2 separate regions of the Mus musculus genome follow, and region 2 is linked to region 1. A link is a loop called in an ENCODE intact Hi-C map of the cell type or tissue named here. Cell type or tissue: left cerebral cortex. All regions are shown on one strand.

Evidence for each region. Hi-C counts contacts between places; a loop is a spot of excess contacts. Peaks named below come from ENCODE experiments on the same cell type or tissue, not always from the same donor. Only the 100,000 strongest peaks of a DNase experiment are listed, where the experiment ranks them.
Region 2: a loop joins it to region 1, with 6 times the contacts of the local background. A loop is called at or near these places in 5 of 42 quality-filtered maps.

What each region holds. Positions count from the first base shown.
Region 1 is chr2:166,162,173-166,170,172 of GRCm38, reverse strand. It overlaps Gm30320 (a long non-coding RNA gene), which reads right to left and starts at 7,740. Exons shown (of 4, transcript XR_866951.1): 1 at 7,651-7,740. In left cerebral cortex, no CTCF peak of the experiment used is centred here; DNase peaks (open chromatin) are centred at 2,554 and 4,592.
Region 2 is chr2:166,237,949-166,245,948 of GRCm38, reverse strand. No RefSeq gene overlaps it. Among named protein-coding and RNA genes, the nearest start is that of Gm11468, 32 kb to the left of the region's middle. In left cerebral cortex, no CTCF peak of the experiment used is centred here; DNase peaks (open chromatin) are centred at 4,420 and 7,913.

The DNA of each region.
Region 1 (8,000 bases):
CAGTGCCAACTGTTTATCTAAGGATATACTGGTACCCCATAGCCCTGCCCAGGAGACTGCCTACTGTTACACCGTGTGCCTTCTGGCACAACAGAAGCCTAACCAGGCTCTGGTTCCCACATCCTGTGCAGAGCCCCGTAGTGGTTTAGAGGACACCATCAAGGTTCCCAGCCCCAAGGATTCTTGATGACTATGCCAGGGACATCTAGCAATCCCCTGACTCTTGTGAGTGGTCCAGGCATGGAAAGGATACATGGCTAAGGAGGCTAATGGCCCTGAAGAGAAAACTTGATGACTTCCGTTGCTGTTGGCAGTCATCTTGTAACAGAGGGGAAAGGTGACTTCAGAAGCCACAACACCTGATGGATGGCAGACACAGAATCCATCCCAGAAGCCCTCTCTAACACATGCCCTGGAACCTCCTTGCTCCCCGTCTCCCCAGTGTTAATATCTGTGTGAGCCATCCCAACAGCCACAGAGTCTCATCCATCCTTTTCCTGCTTGTCAAATACCACCAGGTTGGGGGCCTGGAGGATTGGAAGGTGGAGGAGACAGAGATGGCTCAGCAGTGGCCTGTTGTGGAACTCAAGATTACCTTGCTCATTAGTTGCACGGGGATCCTGAAGCCTCAGGTCCAGGGGCCAAACTGAGAAATGCAAACAACCAGTAGCCACCCACCCTGAGCTAGCCTTGGACCACCTGCACAAATTCAAGTTTCTTCCAGCAAGCTCTCAGAAACTTGTTACCTACAAAACTCGGGGCCTGGGAGCAGGAGTTGGGAAACGTCACCCTTTCTGGCCCCAGAGTCCGAAGCTTTTCCGTGGAACTCCTCACCCACTCATAAGAGTGAATAAATGTCTCATCAAAGCTGCTGCCAGCCCTGGCCACATGATCAAAGCCCCTTCCTAAAGCTCCACAGGCAGGCAGGCAGCCTCTGGGCACTAGAAGGCCCCTCCCTTCCTGATTTCCTGCTCTGAAGTGACACTGTGGGATCAGCGTGGTCTGTGGGTCACCCCAGAACAATGCTTGCTTAGAGGTCTTTGCTGCTGGTTGAGGCAGGGAGCCTGTGGCCACTGATCTTCACAGTGCCTGCTAATGGCTCGCCACGGGTGGGCTCTGTTGAAGGCTCGAGAAGGCTCTCAGTTCACTAACTGCCTAAAGAGTGGGCTCCAACCGGGAAGGCCAGAGCCAGGCTTCTGCAGCCATAGGAACCTGCAGGAAAGCAGCTGCCAGCAAATCACTCATTCTGTCTTCCTTTGCCACGGGGGACCTTTAGAAAGTTACTGACATGGAATCCGATGGATGAAGGGAAGGCAAGGCAGCTCCTGCCAGCATAGCTGGCCCTTCTGTGGTATGCTACATACAGGCCTATTTGATCCGCTGGACGATTCTGGAGGTAACAAAGGAAGAGGCGAGTTTGGCAGCCACTTTATAGATACAGAAATAAAGAACCAAGGTCACACAGCTGAAAGGTGGACCCTGGGGTGGGTCCTCCAACCAGGTATGCGCACATGAACTTCACTGGGCAGGCAAAACTGCTTCCCACCTCAGTGAGAACGTTCTGCAGCTACATTGCATAGGCTATGACAGTACCTGACTGCCACTGCGTCCTTCTGTGAGGTTGAACCTGAACACTGACGACTCACTCAGCTGCCTCAGCCACATAGTGTTCACTTCGATTGAAGCCCAGCCCAGCACCGGGGCCTCCAGGAGGCAAAGGTTGCAGAGGGAAGTTTGCGCCATTTTCTATGTCGCATGTACCGCCTTTGAAAGGCTGAAGTATCTTCTAGAACCTCCAGCAAAGTCACTTGCTCTTTCTGCTCCAAGGTTCCCTAAACATGAACAGGCCTAGGAATGGGGCTGCAGGGAGTGCTCGGACCAGGCCTTTTGCAGTGGTGCGGTGTTTGAAAGCAGCTGGTTTTTTTTTTTCCCTTCATAGCCACCCAATACCCTCACGACACTTTACTCTTGTCTCCAGGATGGTCCCTACCTGCCCAGACCAATTTCAAAATGGCAAATTACCAGACTGGTGGATTCTAGAGGTAACAGAGGAGGATCCACCTCAGGATAGGATGCCTTTCAGCTGTGTGGCCTTGGCTCTCCATTTCTCCAGCTATAAAATGGGTACCAAAGTCGCCTCTTTGGAATTACCATGTGGATTCCCAGACTCCTCTGTGGATGGCTGTGGTCCCCTGCTCTGGGTCCTTCCATAGAGGATGGGATGTGGAGCCTTGAGAGGTAATGGCTATGCCTGAGTGTGGGCTTGGGTTCCTCCAGGGCAGTAGAGTGTCATGGTGGCCTTGGTAGATGGTCAGGGGTCCACACATGGCTAAGCCTGACCCTGATGGCTCAGTGTCTCTGAACAAAGCCCCGTCCTGCTTTAACCAGCTGTGGCCAGCTTACTATTTGCTCAACATCTGCAGTGAGTTATCAGGACCACTCTCATCCCCTTGCTGCCTTCTCTAAGGGGATAAGGACTGGGTGGGCTGAGTCTGGCTTGTCCCAGGAGCCTCTGATGCTGTCTTGGTTGGCTGCCCAGCCCTTGTGGGCACCAGTGCCAGACAAAGCCACTGCCAAGCAAAAGTAAGCCCAAATGATGAGTCATCACTGGTACTTACGGGACAGGGTGGGCCTGAAGACAAGGTACCTCAGAGGCCAGAGCCAAGGGCTAAGACAAGGTCCTGCTCCAAGGAGGACACAGAGAAAAGTAGGGGATCCTGGTAGGTCAGCCCTAGGTGCTGAGTGGATCTCAGGAGCTGTAGTCTCCGTCCACAGAATCCAGAGTTTAGGGGTTTCCCAGGGCCAGAGGAACAGGCCACTGGGTTCTGATCAACCTCGCTGAATATCCCCAGCTTGAGTTCTGCTCTAGCCAGGGACCCCTGTGTGTTGGTTCTAGACACGTGCACAGACTTCTCACTGAGGCTCCTCTGATGCCCCAACACTAACCGCAGTCAACCTCCAGGGCAGAAAAGCTACATGTACCGGGAGTGCTCCCTCAAGTTCCCTTGCAGAAGAAGGAGTGAATTATGTCCCGTGCCTCCCCTCCCCCGACTCCCTTCAAATCATCCACAGCCAGGAGTGGACCTGGGCTACACAGAGAAACCCTGTCTTGAAAAAATAAAATAAAAATAAATTTTACCATGCCTAGAGCCAACACTAACCCGTAAACCAAGTCTATGCTTCTGAGTTCTGGCTAAAGATTCTCCCTCGGGTCTTAAGCAGGAGGAGGTGTTTACAAACCTGACAGTGGAAGGGGCTCTTCTCACATTCTAGACCATTTACTGGATGGGACTAGTCGAGGCCCTAGTGGAACTGTCTAGTTCCTAAATGGAAGAGGTGTAGCCCCACTGTGTGCTTGTCTCTTTCCTAGGATCCCAATACTGATAACCACAAGCTGCCGGCTTGTCTCCCTGGCTTCTCTATGCACCAGAGTTTTAGGAGAAGCTTCAGTCAGCAGCAGCTCCCTCTGGGGTTTCAGGAAGGAGCCTTCCTGCCTCTTCCAACTCCCGAGGTCTGCAGGAGTCCTGGGCTCCCTGGCTTGTGGCTGCATGCCTCTGCTATCTGTCCTTGGCTTCACAGGGCTTTTGCCTGGGTCTCTCTAGCTCCCCACGTCTTCCCCCACTGGCAATGGGAGCAGGTCTCACGCTAGCGAACGCTGAGCTCACCTTAATTGTTTACATCAAAGATGATTTCCAAGTGAGATCGCATTGCCGGGTTCTGGGCCAGCATGAACTTGGAGTTGTGAGGTTCTGCCAGCACCGTGGGATGGGGGATGGAGCTGAGCCCATCCACCGTGGGATGGGGGATGGAGCTGAGCCCATCTTACCTCGCTGTGTTCTGTCAGGCCCCAGGGGAGTTACCATCTCCCTCCCAGTGCCACTATGAGAGTGCCACACTCCACAGGTGTGGGTGAAGGGGAGCCCCTATCCATTATCTAAGTTATCCACCTACAGTCATTCTGGATGGATACAGAGATTTGGAGAAACCCAGAGGTCCAGTCCTACAATCTGACCCAAGAGACTGTCTCACCCAGCTGGGAGTTTGCAAGGTGGGAAAGAAGCAGCCATTAAAGACCATGCCAAGAATAATTGGAAAACAATTGCCGGGCGTGGTGGCACACACCTTTAATCCCAGCACTCTGGAGGCAGAGGCAGGCAGATTTGTGAGTTCGAGGCCAGCCTGGTCTACAAAGTGAGTTCCAGGACAGCCAGGGCTATACAGAGAAACCCTGTCTCGAAAAACAAAACAAAACAAAAAAACAAAACAAAAAAAAAAAAACCCAAAAAACAAACAAAAAGAATAATTGGAAGCCCTGTCTCGGCCCAAACACAGCCACAGCCTTGCATCTCAGTTCATTTGACGTCATAATCACCTCAAGAGGTGGACTCTCTCAGATCCCCCTTTCCACACAGGGAATATGCCTGAAGCCCTTGCTCTGCGTCTCAGATGATTGGGGCTGGAGGTTCAAGCCCAAGAATTTGGCTCCAGTCTGTGTTCCAAGACAGAATGAGCCACCTGCAGCCCACAGGCCGGATCTAACTCCTCTGCTTCCTGTGGCCCACAGACTAAGAATGGCGTTGCCAATTTTAAACAGGCGTTGAACAGAAAAAGAATGTGTACAAAAGAAGACCATCTGCGGCTTGTAACACGTAACTATTTACTACTTAGGCCTTTGTGGAAAATGTGTGTCAATCTCCCTCCAATAAACACACTATCCACTCATGCCCTGAAGGGCCCCACGAGAGGTGCCAGGAGGAGTCCAGAGGCTATAGACAGATGGCACATCCCTGGAGCTGCTGTGCAGGACATCGGACATATGAGTCACACCACACGCACAAGTCACAGCTCAGTCCTGGAACCAGAGAGGATCCCAGGCTCAGTAAGTGACCACATAGATCAGGCACGTGGACTAGGCCCATCCATGGGATGCAATCCTGGATATTTGTCAAGAATCAAGGCCTTAAAACGGGTCTGTGGGTAAAAGCCCTCGGGAGCAAGCCTAATGGCCTGGGTTCAAATCCAGGATCCCAAGGTAGAAGGAGAGAACACCTACAAACTGACCTCTGACCTCCACACACCTAGCACCCTATATACACTACAGAAACACAGTAGCAAGAAGATGATTAATAAATGAGTTTTTAAAAGAATTGAGTTTAAAAGAGGAGGAGGAGGGAGAGGAGGAAGAGGAGGAGGAGGAGGGAGAGGAGGAAGAGGAGGAGGAGAGCACCTTATAGGCTGACATGACCTAAAGTCTATGTGTGACAATGTGGCTTCAGGCACAGCATGATCTAGGTGCTTGAACCTGCCTTCACTTCCTAGCATTGCATAAGTCACTCCACACAGTATAGAGCATTGCATAAGTCACTCCACACAGTATAGAGCATTGCATAAGTCACCCCACACAGTATAGAACAATGCTGTTAATTTCCCCACTGGTCCCAAGGGTCTGGCTATGGGCTTCCTTATCATCTGTTCAGTGTCACAGCGGGCTGAAATGGAGGCCTGGCCTGACAGCAGGCAAGGCTGTGACTGTAGTTTCCAGAATTCAGTTCCTTGTGGTAGGGGTGGGGGCTAAGATTTCAAGGACAGCTTTTGTCTTTTTTTTTGTTTGTTTGTTTCTTGAGACAGGGTTTCTCTGTATAGCTCTGGCTGTCCTGGAACTCACTTTGTAGACCAGGCTGGCCTTGAACTCAGAAATCCGCCTGCCTCTGCCTCCCGAGTGCTGGGATTAAACGTGCGCCACCACGCCCGGCAGCTTTTGTCTTTGAGAGAGTCTCACATAGCCCAGGCTGGCCTCAAACAATCTTGAACTTCTTGTTCTCCTGCCTCATCTTCCTAAGGCCAGAATTAGAGCCATGCACCGCCACTCCTGGAATGCAGAATTAGAGCCATGCATCTGCCTAGTGTGCTGGGATGAAAGCCCAAGGCTTCGTGCACACTAGGCAATCACTCTACCAACTGAAGTACATGCCAGCCCGAGATTCTGAATATTTACTGTCAGTCAGGATAATCTGCACCATGTGGCCTCCCGAAGATGACGATGTACCCCTCCCTTTACGACCAGCTAGAGATCATTATTCTAGAAAGAACCCAAGCCCCTTGAGGCTTGTGCCTGATTAACTGGGCCTAAGCAAGACAATCTCCCTTCCAGTAAATTCTATTAACTGACTTGGGAGCTTAATCCTATCTGCAAAATCCCTTGCCACAGCCTTGTCCTAGGGTGAAACCATTGTGCCATAGTCCTGCACACATCCAAAGGGACAGTGACAGTAGGAATCTTGGGAACCGCTTTGGAATCCTACCTCTCCCTCCCAGGTTGCCTGCTTCCATTTCCTGCCCATTGTGGCCTCCATAGCTCCCCAGTCACCCAGTAGAAGTTGCCCTCATTCAAGAGCTCAAAAGAAAATCTTTGGCCTGGTCTGATTGGTCCACCAAAGTATCATGGGCTCATGTCTGACCAATTCCTAGTCAGGACACAGATTGCATGCATTAGCCAACTCTGGGTCACATATCCAAACTGGAGCATAGGGTCCTAAGTAGCAAACTACCAGAGAGGACAACTTTCAGGAGGTGGGCTTATTTGGGCTCACAGTTAAACCCGTCATCAAACAAGGTCTGTTTATATCATGGCAGCCAGAGGAGAAAGGGAAAGATGGGGGAGGGGGAGAGAACACGCATGTGGCTCTTGGCTCCAATCCCCTTCTAAGGGACAAAGAGTTCACTTGAGCCCAGAGTTAAAGGCAGCCGGTGCTGCTGGCATCCCAAGCGCAGTCAGGAAGCAGAGAGAGGGAGAGCATCTCCTTTCCCCTTTTGCCTATGGGATGGAGCCACAGTGGTCTGAGAGCCCCCTCCTCCTTAGCTGCTCATCTCCAGAAAGGTCCTGAGGACACAGCGGAGGAACTTTACTAACCCCAACACCACTGGAAGTCAAGAGAAACCCTCACAGCCCACAGCTATCCCACCAGAGGCGCCAGGGTTGGAAATCAGGGACAACTGGACAAGCAGGTGCTGGGAAGACTTCCCTCCTTTTTCCAACACCCCCGCCCCCTCGCACACAGCCACCTCACATAAGCTCTCTCCCAATTGTTTTCACATCCAAACTTCCAACGCTATCCTTGCCTTTACTAATTCATTTCTCTCTCCTCCTCCTCCCCAACCAACCCGTGTGTGTGTGTGTGTGTGTGTGTGTGTGTGTGTGTGTGTGTGGTATATGTAGGTCTATGTGTGTGATACATGTGTGCTGTGTGTGCAAGTATGTGCTGGTATGCACACCCAGGCCAGAGGAGAATGTCAGATATCCTGAACCATCAATCTGCTTTACCCCAACCCCCAGCCCCCTTGAGAAAGGGTCTGTGACTGGGTCCAGAGCTAGGCAAGCATCCAGCAAGCCCAGCAGTCCTCCTGTCTCCGCCCTCACAGCCCTGGGGCTACAGGCACCCACGCAGCCACACCCAGCTTCTTGCATGGGTGCTGAGGTCTTTGTGCAAGGACAGCTAGGGATCTTGTCCACAGAGCCACCTCCCCACCCCCAACTTATGCTGAAACTTAAGTTCATGACAACTTAGGCAGAAACCCTTTCTATCCCTGTTTATGAGCACCCGGTGTTACATTCCCACCGTTTAGAGGCCAGAGCTGAAGCCAAATTCATACCAGAGCTACGGAGAGCAAAAGGTCCAACTGCTGGGTTCCCCTCCTCCCACTGGGAGAGAGGTCTCTGCCTCCCTCAACCCTCTGCTGGCTTCTGGTCTCACCCGCATAGCAGCCTCTAAACTAGAGCTTCAAGGTTGAGAATCAAAATATTTAACCATGGGCTCTGGCCTGTCACACCAGATGCCAACTGTAAGCAGGCAAAGCCATCTCTGGGCCAAAGGTGGAGCTGGCTGGTCAGTCACACGGCAGCTTGTGGCCAGCAGTGTGGCAGCATCCATTCAGCATGTTTTCCCAGGAGGGTACTGAGGAGAAGGCAGTGTGAGCCAATGAGCAAGGCCGACAGCAGGGTT
Region 2 (8,000 bases), 76 kb before region 1:
CAGAGACTTGACTCAGCTGCTGGTTCAGGTTTCACTACAGGGGGATACACTTGTATAAGAAAAACTAATTTCAGCTAAGTCAGTGTCACGCAAAAACTGTTTCACAACAAAGGGACAGAATTTTCCTTTCCCTGGATTGCAATAAAACAACTCTTAGTCAACTAAAATAGTCACAGCAGAAACCGCCCAGGTCCTGCACACACTGTGCTCGTTCGGCCCCCAGATTGCTGGGCCTCCTGCCTCCTTGTACCCTCAAGACAACACAGCAAAATTGGGGGAAGAGCGTCAGGATTCCTCCCATTTGACTGGAGATGACAGCTGAGTGACATCCCTGCCTTGGGCACCTGTGGGAGGATGGCAGGCAACCATTCACCTGGTCCTGCTCCACCTCCCTACCCAGCAGTCCCCAGGGCTGACCCCACCCCCAGAGGTGCTGCCCTGTGTAGGCAGGTGGGTGGACTGCAGCACTCGCCATCGCCATCGTGTGAGGGCTGACCTGGGAGAGGAGGCAGGAAACACGAGATCATCCTGCCTGGTCTGGAGGCCTGGAGGCTTCAAAGGGCTGTTTACAGAGTTCTGTCCTCTATGGCCATCTGCCACCTGCTTCTGGCTCGGGTGTCACACAACATGACCGGTCGATTACAGCCCAGGTCCCCCAGACTGTCTCTGTAGATCTGCACCTTCCCAAAGCCAACCTGGCCTTTATGTCTGGATGCTACGATTAGACCTCCAAGGTATTCTGAAGTCATGCTGTGTCCAGCACCTAAGGTGACCCATGGGACAGGGAGGCTCTGAGGAAATTCTGGAGGCCGAGGGGGAGGTGAGGCTGGCATCCTCCCACCAGCTGCTCACAGAACACAAGAGAGATCGGCTGTGAGGAGACATCCTGGGCTTCTCAGGGAGAGCAGAGTTCAGTCCCTGCCCAAAGTGTTCCCACCCCACAGTGTTCCCATCCCACACTGTCCCTAACCCACAGTGTTTCCACCCTATGGTGCTCCCACCCCACAGTAATACCACCCCACAGTGCTTCCACCCTTTAGTGCTCCTACCCCCATGGTGCTCCCACTCCACGGTGTTCATACCCCACAGTGCTCCTTCCCCAGTGTTCCCACCTCACAGTGTTCCCACCCCACAGTGCTCCCACCTCACAGTGTTCCCACCCCACAGTGCTCCCACCTCACAGTGTTCCCACCCCACAGTGCTCCCACCTCACAGTGTTACCATCCTACAGTGCTTCCACCCCAGTGTCACCACCTCACAGTGCTCCCACCCATCAGTGTTCATACTCCACACTGCTCCCACTCCACAGTGCTCCTATCCCTCAGTGCTCCCACCTCACAGTGTTCCCATCTCACAGGGTTACTACCCTACAGTGTTACCACCCCACAGTGCTTCCACTCCAAGGTGTTCATACCACACAGTGCTCCTACCCTACGGTGCCCCTACCTCACAGTGTTCCCATTCTGCAGTGTTACTGTCCCACAGTGTTACCATCCCCACAGTGCTCCCACCCTACAGTGCTCCTACTCCATGGTGCTCCCACCTCACAGTGTTCCCACCCCACAGTGCTCCCACCTCACAGTGTTACCACCCCACAGTGCTCCCAACCCAGTGTCACCACCTTACAGTGCTCCCACCCATCAGTGTTCATATTCCACATTGCTCCCACTCCACAGTGCTCCTACCTCACAGTGTTCCCATCTCACAGGGTGACTACCCTACAATGTTCCCACCCCATAGTTCTCCTGCCTCACAGTGTTATCACACCAGTGTTCCCACCCCACAGTGCTTCCACTCCAAGGTGTTCATACCACACAGTGCTCCTACCCCACGGTGCTCCCACCTCACAGTGTTCCCACCCTACAGTGCTCCCACCTCACAGTGCTCCCACCCCTCAGTGTTTCCTCCCCACAGTGTTCCCACCCCACAATGCCCCTATCCCACAGTGAAGATGGGTAGATAAACCATCCTTTAAGAAACCCTGTCTCCCCAGCAGCAGAGCCTGCTTGCTAGTTCAACTCCAGTTTTGGGTCCCCTGGAGTTATGGCTTTTCTCTGTTAAAGTAGAGGACTTTTTTGGAAATTCTATTTACTTGTCCCACCACCTTCAAAGCAAGTTGTCAAACACATGGATCATGACAAGAGTGGGCACGGAGCAGAGCTCACTAACACACATCTGGCCTCTGACCTCTGACCCTCCCTTTGGCTGTCCCACCCCCCAGAGTCCTGTTCTGGGTTCTCTCTCGTGATTTCTCTCCCCACCAAGACAAGGAGCCGCAGGAACTGATGTGCATCCTCCTGGCCCCAGAGCCCAGCCATGTGAGGCGCATCCGCGGTGGAATTTTCTAGTGTGGGGGTCTGTCCAAGGCTGAGCTGGCCTGGCTTAGGGTTCCCACCCAGGGAAACAGTCTGTCTTCAGTGGCACCCGGTAGCATCCCTTCCCAGGTGATAGCAAACACTGCAGGCCTGGGTTACTCTCTGGCAAAGGTTCTGCTGGAACCAAGAAAATCGCTGCAGTCTGAGGCCGCTGTAAGTGCTTTCTGGTTTCTGCCGAGCTCTTAGCGGTAAGAGCTCACGTGATGGATGCTTGGCATTGACTCTCCTTCCAGAGCCAGGCATCGGTGACAGTATCTCACTTCAGCTCAATCAGGACAGGCTAACACAAGGTCAGTGTTCATAGCTCAGGGTTGCTGAAGGGGAGTAGATCTCATAATTAATTTTCCATGATTTTACAACCATGATTAATTACTGAGACATGATGAAATACACTAAAATTTTATTGGAAAAAATCATCTGGGCAGCTGAAGTCACCATGGTATTAGACTGGGGACTGTAGGCGCGAAGAGATCTGCGTTTAAATCCTAGATTCACCGTGTTCCTGCCAGGTGGCCCTGAAGAGGACTCCAACCCAAGGACATTTCATACCTGACAGTGTCACTTACTGAGGCAATCACTGACTGGAGAGGTCGCTCACCCAAAAGCTCAGTCACCCAAGAGGTCATTTCCCTGGGGAAAAGGTCACCTGCCAGTGGCCAGTCTCTCAGGCTGCAGCGAGGACTGCGGGTGACCTCACAAAGCCTCACTTCCAGCTAACGGCTTTTCCCATCTCACTTGTTTAAGAGAAGGTTTTGGGAACCTCCCAGGCCCTTCTGAGCAGAGCCTGGAATTTAGCAAGGTCCAGGTGGCTCGGGAGGTGTCCGAGAGTGGGTCTTCACAGAGCAGGAGGCACTGGTGTTGATGCTATCAGGAACTCACAAAGCTGTGGAGGTGGGGCACTATTCTCCCTCCCAGCAGTATTTCCCAGCTGCTGTGAGGTTTTCCAGTAGTTCTTGCCATTTGCGTGGAGTCGTTTTAATGTGTGTGTGTGTGTGTGTGTGTGTGTGTGTGTGTGTGTGTGTGTGTGTGTTCTCCCATCTGATCCTTCTCGGTGTTGTGCTATTGAGAAATAGATTCTGGGGAAGCTGCCTTCCACACAGACCTTTAGGAGCCGAGGAGGAAGACAAAAGAAGAGAAAACAACGGAAAAAGATATATTTTACCTGTTTAGAGGTACAACATGTGTGGCTGTTCACATCTACAGAAATGCGGATGCAGAGACAGCAGCCCAGAAACCAGGGTGACAGGGTGAGTTATGAGCATAGCTCCGTGGCATCTGTGCCTCATACTCACCCTAGGAAGATTGTCACCCAAAACTTACCTGCTCAGGACCCAAGAGCAGACATTAACTGGAACGATTGGGGTCCTTGTGGGCAGGACTCACTAGTCCCCATGGCCCCCTTTCATTGATGGCCGTCTTCTCCTGGCTCAGGCAGTGTTTCATGCTGATTAAGTGGAGGGCTCCATACAGGGAGCCCTACTAAGCTATACTCCGAGCAGACCTCCTCGTCACCACAGTCTATCCAGAAAGCCGGAGTCAGTGAGCCCGATTTTAGGGTCCCTCACCCTTCGCTGCCCCTAGTCAGCCACGACAAGCCAACTCCTCCACCAAATCCAGACGTGGAGCGAACGTCCACATGGAAAGGGCTGCTGCGACCAAGTACTCAATAGCAGAATCTCCCTGTCCGGGGCCATTGACAGGATGGTCCAGAGAATGAAGTAAGTGACTCTGATTGGTTGTGAGGGGTCCTAGCCCTGCCTCAACCCCAGAGATCACCATGAATGGGGAGAGAAGGACCTCAGGACCATGAACTGCTTCTATCCAGAGCAGGAACTGCAGGAGCTTCAGGGATTGAGGTGGGGTCCCATGATGGATAGGCTTCTTGGAGGAAGGTAAAGCCCCCAGTCCAACATATGGAAGAGGCACAGAGACAAAGCTACAACCCTCTGCAGCATCCTCCCACCCTCTACATCCTCCTCCGCCCCAGCAGAAATCCCAAGGTGCCATCTGTCCCTCCTCCCCCTCCCTAAACTGAAGTGAGTAAGATGAGGGGTGAGGTAGGGAGTGTGAGAGAGGGGGCATGGGGGGATGGGGAGTGAGGCGCAGTGCATGAGCAAGAGTGTGTGTTGGTGTGCATACACACACGTGGGCTCTTATCCTCACAGGGAGTGCAGGAAAAGCAGGGAGTCTGACTCAGATCAGGCTACTGGATTTTTTTTTCTTTTCCTATTTTCTGTGTGGAATAAGAATTGAACTGTCTTTTCCTTCTTTCTTTTTAAAGATTGGTTGGTTGGTTGGTTGGTTGGTTTATTGATTGATTGATTGATTGATTGATTGATTATGTATACAATGTTCTGCTTGCATGTTTGCCTGCACACCAGAAAATGTCACCAGATATCATTATAGTTGGTGCTGGGAATTGAACTCAGGACCTCTAGAAGAGCAGCCACTGCTCTTAGCCTCTGAGCCATCTCTCCAGCCCTTGAACCCTCTTTTTAATCACGGTGTCATCACACAAAGATTTTGCTCATGGCTGAGAAAGAAAATCTAGAGAAAATTTATATTTGTATTTTCCAAAGCCTGAGTCTTTCCTTGCCTTGCAGGGGTGAGGCGGTGTCAAGATGCAGGAAACATGGTCTGTGCTACTCTAATATGGGGTGGTGTTTCCCACAAGGACCCCAGAGTGGCCTCTCTGAGTGAGTCAGGCAGCAGAGTACCATGCTAAGGCTTCTTTCTGTACCAGTGAGGACCTCAATCCAGCTGTGGTTTTCTTCTGGTAGAACTGTTTGAGAGTAAACAGCCCCACAAGGCCAAGGCTCCTGTTTCACTCAGTAGGTGGTCCTCATTCACTGGGGCCACTTGGAGATCAGTGGCACTCTTACACACAGAGCCATGAGACCAAGAGAAAGGTAGGAGTTAAAGAACCCCATTGCTTAAAAACTCTCTCTGAAGTCTACGAGACCTTAATTTTCTTTCTGTACATTGCACTGAGCTGCAAGGGAGGCTGTAGCTGCACTGAGCTGCAAGGGAGGCTGTAGCTGCACTGAGCTGCAAGGGAGGCTGTAGCTGCACTGAGCTGCAAGGGAGGCTGTAGCTGCACTGAGCTGCAAGGGAGGCTGTAGCTGCACTGAGCTGCAAGGGAGGCTGTAGCTGCACTGAGCTGCAAGGGATGCTAAGAAGAGCGGGCTTTGCTCTGAATGTAGTGCTCTATGCATATTTAAATACTTCAGGTCCTTGGCTGGGGTGGGGTGGGGGGCAGCTGAGCTGACAAAGTACTTGCCTCACAAGCAGGAGGTCATGAATTCTGTGCCAAAATCCAGGGTGTCCTCTTGTGCTTGTGATCCCAGCCCTGAGAGGCAAAGACAGAATCCCCAAGGTCACTTTTGCCTAATTGCTGAGCTCCAGGCAAGCAAGAGAAAGGAAGATGGATGGCTACCAAGGTTGTCCTCTGACCTCCATACACACGCATTCACACAAACGTAAACAGCCACATGCGAGGCTCACACTCACACACAGCCGAATCTCAAGAAAAGAAGAAAAGGCCGTGCCCTGTCTGCTGGGAAAGGCAGGGAAGTTGGTAGAGAGGAAGAGGTACAGTTGTTGACACTTCTTAGCGCTGGCTGGCTGAAGCAGCTGCTACTGAAAGACTGGCTGTACCAGGGTCAATCAAAAACTAAGTAAATGCAGCCATGTGGAGGCAAAGCTTTCCTTAGCACAAACAGCCAGACCCCATTCACAAAGTCTGTTCAAGAACAGGCTCTGTTGTGTTGCATGTCCTCTGCCATTGTGCAGCTGAAGGCCTTTCCTTTGAGAATGAGTGGTTTACAGCAAGTTCAATTTTCTGCTGTTGTGATAAAACACGGACTGAAAGTAGCTTGTGGGGAAGGAAGGAGCTTACTTGGCTTATAATCCATCTTTGAGGAAATCCAGAGGGAGCTTAAACAGGGTGCTGAAGTGGGAACTGAAGCAGAGGCCATGGGGCAGTGCTGGGGTAGGTTTCTGACTCACTCCCTGGCTCATGCTTAGGTAGCTTTCTTATACAGCCCCAAAGCACCTGCCTAGGGATGGCACCGCCCACAGTGTCCTTCTACATCAAGTAGCAACCCAGAAATAATCCACAGGTGTGGCCAGGGGACAATCTAATGGAGGCAATGTCTCAACTGGGGCTCCCTTTTACTGGGTGTGTCAGGTTAATACCCACTCTTAGACATCAGAGGATCTTCACACAGACCTTCTGGTGTCTCACTGATGTGGAGGTCTCTGGGATGGACCGTGGGAGGGGAACCCATGATCTCCCAAGTAGAACCCAGGGCTGACTAAACCAGGCCTCACACACGGCAGGCTCCTTCCTCACCAGGCCTCCCAGGATACAGCACGGGAAACGTGGTGGCCATTGGGGATACCTGTGTAGGCAAGTGCCAGGGCCTTTTCCCCTGTGCAAGTGGAAAAACCAGTGACATTGAAGAGGCCACCCTCCCTTTTGAGCCCCGGCTGGCTCTGCCCACGGGATGCTGGCTGTTTGCCTGGGCCTCTTGTTTTCCTCTATTTGGTTTTTGTAGTTTCCAAGTAAGATGTAAAGGCAAAAATATACACAACAGTGCATAATTATAACACTTGGGGGTTTTTTGGTTTGTTTTTGTTTTTTTTTAACTACATCACTGAAGTTTCCAAAATGCTCTTGGCAATTAAAGGGCACAGAGGGCCTGCTCTGGGAAAAGGAGGCAATGGCTACTTCCAGGATGGAGAAGGCACATGTGTTGGTATGTGCGAGTGCATGTACGTGTGTGTGTGTGTGTGTGTGTGTGTGTGTGTTTGTTTTGTCTGTGTGCATTCTAACCAGGCCTTTTAGGCTGTGTATTCTGGTGTTTCAGCATTTAATATCCTTGCTGACAATGGTGACAATTTCTGACAATGCTTTTTGCCAGGGTGGCCAACCTCCAGACTGCTTGCCTGCAGTGTCTCAGTACAAACCAGATCCAGCCCAGAGCAGATTCAGCACCATTCTCATTGGTCACTGGGTCACTGCACACCTGCTCTAAATGCCCCTGCGAAGGTTGGATGCAGCTAGGGACAGCCCAGAACCCTCTGAAACTTTCAGTTAGCCAACCCTAAACTTGTTTGGCTTGCCTCACCCTGTCATTCCTTCAAAGGCCACCCTAAAGACCTCTGTGCATACCTGTTCCCTCTGCCTGCTCCAACCTGAGCATTTGCTGGTAGCCTTGTGTTGTGTACTGGTTCCTGCTCAAGGGACCGACCGGTAAGCATAACTTCTTCCCTGACTTGTGACAGTCTTTTATATATTACCCCCTCTTAAGTGTGTCACACCCGAGAAAACACAAGTCTCAGCGCATGATGGGAACCATATGCTTCCATGTCTGTCGTATTCAACTTTCAACCAGCCACACAGGACAACTCTGTGTCCCTTGGCCCCCAGTGTGTGTCTAGACAATGTTTGACTTTGCATCACAAAAAGCGCTCTGTGATGTCAGAGGAGCCATGAATCACAGTGACAGCTCTCCCAGTATCCAAGAGACCTCTCCTGGCTGCTAAGTCACTGTCCCCCATCCCCCACGGTCCCCTGTGAGAACCAGTCAGTGTGTTGAGCATCAGCTGAGGCTTCCAGAT